Linked DNA regions of Homo sapiens: all the other regions are linked to region 2. A link is a contact called in ENCODE Hi-C or POLR2A ChIA-PET data. All regions are on one chromosome and are shown on one strand. The core of a region is the stretch at or near the end of the contact, and the rest is flanking DNA. Distances in the headings are between cores, read along the strand shown.

Region 1 (2,701 bases), core at 132-2,631, 2.1 Mb after region 2:
TGAGCTGAGTGTCCCACTGGAGAACAGGAGGGAAGGAGGTCAGGAGCCTGCCAGACGAAAAGAGGGGTGGGTGAGAAGAAGGGGCGACCTGGAGGGACACGGACTCTGGCAGGAGAGTGCGGCCGCGCTGGCGGGCGGGAACACCAAGGTGCACGCGCTCCCGGAGGCAGCTCCACGGGATGGGAGTCCGGGCTGCCTTGGGCACCCCCGGGTCAGCACCCCCGCCACACACAGGAAGGAACGCGCAGCAGAGAACACAGCTCAGGGCACCCAGCGGCCCAGGGAGACGGGCCCACCAGCACGTGGGTGAAACACCTCCAATCCGGAGGCCCCGCGCGGGGGTTGGGGGAGGGAGTGGAACGGCCTGGGAGGCCAACTCCAGGGACCCGGCCTCGCGGCCTTCAGACCCACAGGTTTAAGCGGCTCCACGACGAGAGTCCAAGACCAAACTTCCCCCAGAGCCTGGCAGAGGGGCTGGGAGGTGACCTCTGACCTCCGACCCCACACGATCCCAGCAAGAGAAGCAGGAAACTCCGTCGGAAGGCCTCGGTCCGCCCTGGCCGTGCGGGGTGCGCGGCGGGCCCCGGGCTCCGCTGAGTTTCTTAGAGAAGGAGCTGGGGCCCCCCGACCTCAGCTCCGCAGAGGCACAGAAGCTGGCAAGAGGCAGAGCCCCCTCCCCCTGCGGCCGGACCCCAGTTTCTCCCCAGGCTGGGGCCCGAGTGGGGGAGGCGCGGGAGGCGGTGACGACCCACGAACGGGCCCACCTGGACCGGGAGGGCGAGGCGCGGGCCCGGCTGGGCCAGGCAGCTGCGCAGATGCGCCGGGAGGGGTGGGTACCTCCGCCCTGGCCCCGGGCCAGTCCTGCCCCGGCTTCCCCACCCGGAGGGCTGGATCGGCCAGTCGGGTCCCTGGGGAGGCCGCGCGGGTCCCCAGAAATCCAGGGAAACCCAGCAGGCGGCGGGGAGCGCCCCGGGACGCCCGGAGCCGGGGTCTCCCCGAACGCGCGGCGCGGCGTCCCGGCCCGGGGTCGCGGGCGCCTCCGCCGGGACCCCCCGGCCCCGCCCGGCCCCCCTCCGCGGGCTCCCGAGGCCGGTTCCCGCGCGCACGCCCGGGCCGGCGCGGAACTCGGCCGCACCCGCCCCGCGCGGCCGGCACTGCGGCAGGGGGCTCGCGCCAAGTTGGGCGGCCGCGGAGTTTGCGGGAAGTGCGGGCCCGGCCCGTGGGACGACCCCGCCCGGCGGCGTAACCCGGGGGCGGCCGCGCGCGCCAAGTTGGCGGTACCTGCGGGCGCCCGGCCCGGTCCGGCCTGGGCAGCTGCGGCGCGCCGCCCGCGGCAGGAAGTGCTTGGCGTCCCGGCGCTCCGGCTCCCATGGACTTTCTCCGACCTCGCCCAGCACCGGCGGCCGCACCGCGGCGGGGGCGGGGCGGCGGCGGGGGAGGTGCCCGCGGGCCGTTAAAGGGACAGCGCGCCGGCCGCGCGCGCGCGCGCACTGGCAGCCAGGTGGGCTCCCGGGGTCGGGGCTGGGGTCCGGGGGCCGGGAGGGTCCCCAGTGGGGGCCGGCGGGGCGTGGGGAACCCCGAGCGCTGGGGAGGGGAGGCGGCAGCTCCTCGCCCCTCGCGCGTCCTCCTTCCGGAGCTGCCGGCGGTCGACCCTGCGCGGGACACCCGGCGGGAGCCGGACGCCGCGGCGCAGAGGACGGAGCTCGGCGGCCGGGTCGGGAAAGGACCTGGAGCGCCGCCCTCCGCCCTCCCCGGGCCCCGGCCTCGGCCGGACTCGCTAAGCCCGGGAGAGCCCCCGGGCCCCCCTACCCCGCCCCCGGCGCGCGCCCTGCCCGCGGCAGTCGCGTCCGCACGGTGCAGCCTCCGGGATCCGGGCGGGGGAAGTGCGCGCATCCGCAGCCGCCCTGGACGCTCAGGCGGGCCGTGAAAGACGAGGATACGGGAGCGCCCTTGGGCGAACGTCTGCGGGGCTCCGGCGCCCGTCCCTGCGGCCCGGGAACTGCAAGCTGCCTGGACTGGGCCTGGCGCTGCCTTCAGGCCTGGTGTGATCCGGGCGCACTGGGGCGTTGACAGTCATTCCGGCACCGGCCACGCAGCTCTCCATCTGCCCAAGGCCACGCTCCTGAGGACAGAGGTGCAGTTTTAAAACAAGGGCACGGAAATAAAACGGCCACACACCCGGAAAGACCCAGAGACCCCTCCTCAGCTGCCCCCTAACCTGGGGCCTGAGGTCAGGACAGGCTGCAGTGGTCCTCAGAGGCTAAGCCAGCCTCACTCCCACAGCACGCTCAAGGGTCCTTGCAGGAGAATGGAGTGATACCGCCTCAGTGGTCCCGAGCGAGGGCGCTGGGAGAAGGGTTGAGAAGGAGATGGCCACCAGCATCCCAGAGAACGCCTTTGGGGCTCTGGGGATCAGAAACCTGGGGCTACAGCCCTTCTGGCACAGTCAGCCAAGGTCATTCCCTGGACAAATCATCAGAAGCTTGGCCAGGTTCTTGTCACCCCAACCTCAAGCTAGGCCCTTGATCTTGGCCACAGACTGGCCCTTGACCCCAACTTTAGGTTCTATTCAGCTCTGCGTCCAGAACACACACACACACACACACACACACTTCACTCCCTGGCTTGCCTTGTATGGGGGTGAGTATGGAACCCCGCAGGGACTCTGGGCTCTCCCCACAGAGTCCCATCTAGACCTAAA
Region 2 (2,700 bases), core at 190-2,689:
CAAGGTCAGGAGTTCGAGACCAGCCTGGCCAATATGGTGAAACCCTGTCTCTACTAAAAATACAAAAATTAGCTGGGCGTGGTTGCCGGCGCCTGTAGTCCCAGCTACTCAGGAGGCTGAGGCAGGAGAATCGCTTGAACCTGGGGGGCGGAGGTTGCAGTGAGCTGAGATCGTGCCACCACACTCCACCCTGGGTGACAGAGTGAGATTCCCTTTCAAAAAAAAAAAAAAAAAGAATGTGCGTTCCACAGCTGTGGGCTTAGTGCTCACACTAAGCATCTTCCTTGGATGTCTGTTATGCTTATTTTCTTTTTTTTTAGAGATGGGGTTTTGCTGTTTCGTCCCAGCTGAAGTGCAGTGGCATGATTATGGCTCACTGCAGCCTCGAACTCCTGGCTCAAGGGATCCTCCTGCCTCAGCCTCCCAAGTAGGTGGGACTCAGAGGTGAGCCACCACACCAGGTTCCATTATGCTAGTTTTCTTAATTGGCATTGGAGAAAACCATAAAATTAGGGGAAAAGGGTAGATACTAAAAGAGTGCTATTGGAGTATGATTGGAGGTGGAGTGAGAAAAGGAAATAGACCTTGCTTTCATGGGGCTGTTGAGGAGTCCAAATGAGCAGTATAGAGGCCTGGCTTGGTTGGATGAGATGGAGAAATTCAAGACCTATTTTTGAGATAGTAAGCCCGGACATTTAATTAATTAAAAATAATTGTATCAATTACTGAGAGTAAGAATACTAATAAAAGCAGTAACAGCAGTGGCAAAAGTAACCACACAAGCAGAAATACGAAAACCAAGATGATAAGACCATACAGTCCGGCAGTGTCTTACTAACAGGGTTGTGGGCGTCCCACTCCTTCTCTTCATCCTCCTCCAGCTCCTCCTCCACGTCTTCCTCCAGCTCCTGCTCCTCTTTCTTTTCCAGTACCTCCTCAGCCCCTTCTCCTCTGCCAGCCCCTCCTCCCACCTCCGCTCCCAGCCCCTCCTCCTTTCCCAGCCCCTCACCATCCAGCCCCTCCTCCTCCATCTCCTCCTCCTCTCTCAGCTCCTCCTCCTCCCCCAGCTCCTCCTCCTGCTCCTCCTTCTCCTCCACTCCTCCTTCTGCTCCTCCTTCTCGTTCAGCTCCTCCTCTCCCAGCCCCTCCTCCTCCTCCAGCCCCTCCTCCTCATCCAGCCCTTTCTCCTCTCCCAGCCCCTCCTCTCCCAGCTCCTCCTCCTCCTCCCTCCTCCTCCTCCAGCCCCTCCTCCTCCAGCCCCTCCTCCTCCAGCCCCTCCTCCTCCTCTTCCAGTTCCTATTCGGGGCGGGCCCAGCCCCTCCTCGCGGAGCGATCGATGGCTTGGGCTCGTCGCACACGCCTGCCCAGCCTCTGCGCTCGGCTCGCCAGGCCTGCGGCGCTGCCATGGAGACACGGCCCAGCGGCCGCCGGCCCCGCCCTGGGAGCCCCGCAGTGCGTCGCGCCGCTGCCCGCATCTCCGAGGCCCGCGACGAGCGGTGACTGGGGCGGGCGACGTGGGGGACCCGGGGATGCGGGCAGACGATAGGGGGCTGGAGGATGGGGCGACCCAGAGCGCGCGGGGTCTGGGGCGCGGGGATGGGGGCCGCGGGCCACGCGACGGGGACCCCAGGGTGCGCGCAGGTGGCGGGGACGCGCGATGGGGGCCCGGGAAGCTGAGGCTGACCTAGCGCAGGCATCCCAGGAGGGGAGGTCCCTGACGCTGCGCAGCTGGGAAGGCGTTCGGGAGTGGGTTGCGATGCTTCCCTGTTTGTTTTCTCCTGACATCGTTTTTGTTTGGGTCCAGGGGCCTCACGGGAGCTGGATGCTCGGAGCAGCAAGGCGGCCCTGGGGGCCCCTTCCGGTCCCGGGGCTGACGCCTGGCGGCGTCTCCGGGAACCCGCGCCCTTTCAAGCGCCGCTGGCTCCTGTTTCACAGATGGAGACCCTGAAGCCCCAACAAGCAGCCTCCCCAGCACCTCCCAGTGACTGAAAAAGCTGGCACTGGGCGCCCGTCTCACTCTCCACCCAGCTCCCAGGCTGCCCCACGGGACGTAAGTAGCTCGATCTAGGCCGCTGACCCCCAGAGACTTGATGCTGCGCTGCAGACTGCCGCCGCTGCCGGGGCGCTTGACTTCCCCTCTCCTGACAGCACGTTCGTTCCTTTGCAGCAGCACCTTTGGGGAGAGACGAGACCTGAACAAACGCTGGGGCTGGATCCCCAGGGTGGGTCAGAACAGCCGTTGCCCTGAAAGCTGGCCCGGACAGATGCGTGCGGGGCGTGCCACCGGAGCTCCTTCCAGCTTGCGTCTGGGGCCACCATGTCCCTTCCTCAGGGCACTGGATCCATCTCTTCAAGCTCAGTGGTCCAGGCCATGGTGGCAGAATCACCCCCCAGGGTGTGACGCCTCGTCCCTGTCAATTCCACACAGCTGCACCCGGAAGAGCTGTGGCCGGGCGCCGCTCTGACCTGTGTGCGGTCCCCTGAATGGGTCTCAGGTGTCTTCAGAATGGTGAGGCCGCCTCATTTCCTCACCACACAACCCTCCTGAGGACGTTGCCTGCAAATGGGCGGAATTCCTAATTTCTACCATTCAGTTAAACGAGGGATCCTTAAGCCCCAAAGCTGGGAAAGCTGTCCGTTAATTTAGTGCGCGTGGGCCGTCTCAGAACAGCAGGGTTCCCAGGAGTCCAGCGGGACGGGG
Region 3 (2,700 bases), core at 121-2,620, 2.5 Mb after region 2:
CTACAAGATACCAGCACCTGAAACTTAAGAAAGGGGATGAGGAAAAAACGCAGGGAGGCTGCATTGTGCTGAAACTTGCAAAAGTATCACTTCTAGGAAGAACCGTCTGCGGTTCCGTTTGCTTCGTATTGCCACATGGGGGATGGGAAATACCTCTTTGGTTAACATCGGCATCACACATGTAAAACAAAATCTTAATATACAATCCACACCCAACTTACAAGCCATTTAAAAGTGTTCTTAAGCGGCAAAAACTGACTTTAAATGGCTCTGATGTTTCTGAAGGCTCTACTGTAACACTTCCATCACAAAGGGGCGAGCCGGATCACACACACTCCTCTAACCCTCGGCCTCTGTTGCAACATCCTGATCGCCCAATCAAGAAATTACAAACAAACAACTCTGCTCTTTGGTTCAAATGTAAATGTGTCTCTTCACCAGCATCGCTAAGGAAGCCTTCTAGCCGGTGAGGACAAGACACGCTCATTTGAAAAGTTAAGAGTCTTACGAGGGGTGCCTGGGGGTCCAGCCTCCCGCCCCGGGAACCGGCGTCACCGCAGCCCAGCCGGGTCCACGTCAGTCCCTCGAGTCCCACGGCGGCCCGCGCCGCGTCCGGCCTTCCGCTCTGGCCCGGGGGCCCGGACGTCTGTCCCCTCGACCGGCCCCGGCGGGACCCGAGATGCACCGCCCGCTCGGGGCTGGGCCCAGCCGCCTCCTCTCCTCCGCGCCCCGACCTCCACGGCCTGGCTCCGCCGGCCGGCCTCCGCCTTCCTCCTCCCGCGCTCGCCCCCTCACCCGCGCTCGCCCCCTCACCCGCGCGGCTGAGACCGATCCCTCAGGAGCCGCGGGCGAAAGCCCACCCGACGCTGGCGACGAGCACAGACACCTCAGCCGCCGCAGCCATCTTGGCACATCCGGCTCGGGTCTCCGCGGCCGCCGCGCCGCCGACGTGTCCGGCTTACGACATCAGCGCGCGCCCCGCCCCTGGCCCCGCCCCTCGGCTCGTCGGCCCAGACGCGTTCTCTTTCAGCCCTTCACAGCCCATCCCTCGGCCCCGCCCCTCGCCGGCGTCCGTCCTCCCCGCCTCATCCCTCTGTCCCGCCCCCTCTGCCCCCGCCCCTCGCCGGCGTCCGTTCTTCCCCGCCTCATTCTTTCGTCCCGCCCCCCGCCCGTCTTCCACGCCTTATCCTGTAGTTCCCGCTCCCCTTGGCCCCGCCCCTCTTCCGTCGTTCCTCGCCTCATTCTTTCGTCCCGCCCCCTTAGCCCCGCCCGTCGTCCGTCTTTCTCCGCCTCATCCTGTCGTTCCCGCCCCTTTGGCCCCGCCCCTCGGCCGTCCTTCCCCGCCCGTGGCCCCGCCCCCCTCCGGCGTCCGTCTGCCGCCTCACCGCTTGGCCCCGCCCCTCGCCACCTGCCCGGCCAGGCGCGCCGGGGCCGTCCCAGTACGTCGCCCTGTTTACGCTGGCTCTTTCTCCCAGTCTTTTTTCGTTTTAAGATGTGAGAAGAGATGGGATTCTTCAATCAAGGCCACAAGCGGGAAATCAGTCTGCAGGACCGATGCCAGCAGGCTCACGCACCGAGAACGGCTACTCCGCCCAGCTGAGAAGCGCGGGGCCCTGACGCGGGCGCGCTCCTCGCATTCTTCCGTTGGGCTGGGAGGCTGGAGGGCAGGCGGCGGCGGCCGCGCATGCGCCGGGAGCGGCCGGAGCTGCGGGACGCGGAGGGCCGACTGCGCCTGCGCGCTGGTTGCCTGGTTACGGCGTGGCCGCGGGCACCGAGCGGCGCCGGAAGTTGGTCGATGGCTGCCGCCAGTCCCTGGCCAGCGTCCTGGGGTTTCCCCGACGCATCCTCTACTGTCCCTTCGCTCTGCACAGAGGCCCGGGCAGGGAGGGGCGGCCCGGCCACCGCGCGGAGCCGGGTGTCCGCCGACTCGCAAGGGGGACGCGCGGGCTCCTCGTCCCCAAGCTCCGCCCTGCGCCTTTGCTGCGCCGGGCCCTCCCAGGCCCACCCTGGCCCCAGCCCTGCTGTCCTCCCGGGGAGGTGCGGCCTACTCGGTTCGTTCCCCCGGCCGCCAGCCCCACAGGGGCGCTGGGGTCCCAGCCTTGGCTGAGTGCACGTCGGTGGCGAGTGGGCCCGGGCGCTCGGGCGGCCAGAGCGACCCAGCGGAGGGGTGAGGCGGGTAGGCGCTCCTGTGCCTGCCACGGCCAGGCCAGGCAGCATCCACGCCCTCCCGCGGAAGATCGCAGGGAACAGGTGGGCACTATCCTCTGTGCCCTCATTTTTCGGAGGAGCCGAGGGAGGCTGAGCGGTTGAGGAAGCGGCCAGCCATGCCGGGCCCACTCACCTGCACACCTGCCTGGCAAGGGCAGGGAAGAGCCGCGGCCTTCCTCTGCTGCTCCTTCCAGAGGGCAGGCGCCGTGGTGGGGGTGCCCGCCCGATGGCATCGCGGGAGGCTGAGCTCCCAGCAGCGGCTGAGGTCCTCCCTGGGTGGGAGCCACCCTTGTCCCCAGCTGGGCCGGCGGCTGGTGAGGGAGGGGGTGATATCCGTGCCACGCCAGCAGGGCCGCAGGCGGTGCAGGGAGAGCTTCAGTCCGGCTGACGTGGCACCAGGGCCAATCTGCTCAGCTAACATTTGCCTTTCAGGAGTCAGATTCCTGACCTGTTTGAACAGAGTTAGGGAGCACGTGGTAGGGCCCAGCCCCA

Evidence for each region. A loop is a pair of places that touch in the nucleus more often than their neighbours do. ChIA-PET counts read pairs that join two places held with the same protein, here RNA polymerase II (POLR2A). Pooled maps may share reads with other maps.
Region 1: a loop to region 2 is called in a pooled map, with 6 times the contacts of the local background. The contact joins the promoter of NACC2 here to the promoter of BRD3OS in region 2. A Hi-C loop is called at or near these places in 5 of 50 pooled maps.
Region 3: a loop to region 2 is called in a map with no recorded cell type, with 34 times the contacts of the local background. The contact joins the promoter of C9orf163 here to the promoter of BRD3OS in region 2. A Hi-C loop is called at or near these places in 7 of 37 single-sample maps with no recorded cell type and 11 of 50 pooled maps. POLR2A ChIA-PET finds 5 or more read pairs at or near these places in 1 of 52 experiments (A673).

What each region holds. Positions count from the first base shown.
Region 1 is chr9:136,093,908-136,096,608 of GRCh38, forward strand. NACC2 (NACC family member 2) reads right to left here and starts at 1,382. Exons shown (of 6, transcript NM_144653.5): 1 at 1,282-1,382. RefSeq lists an enhancer at 1-89 and silencers at 1,295-1,424, 1,745-1,844.
Region 2 is chr9:134,024,042-134,026,741 of GRCh38, forward strand. BRD3OS (BRD3 opposite strand) reads left to right here and starts at 1,440. Exons shown (of 3, transcript NM_001355256.2): 1 at 1,440-1,495; 2 at 1,804-2,049; 3 at 2,167-2,700. RefSeq lists silencers at 874-1,003, 1,314-1,733.
Region 3 is chr9:136,482,125-136,484,824 of GRCh38, forward strand. It overlaps C9orf163 (chromosome 9 putative open reading frame 163), which reads left to right and starts at 1,371. Exons shown (of 1, transcript NR_172629.1): 1 at 1,371-2,700. SEC16A (SEC16 homolog A, endoplasmic reticulum export factor) reads right to left here and starts at 916. Exons shown (of 32, transcript NM_014866.2): 1 at 814-916. RefSeq lists enhancers at 64-809, 1,555-2,299 and silencers at 539-858, 1,089-1,198, 1,269-1,448, 1,599-2,028.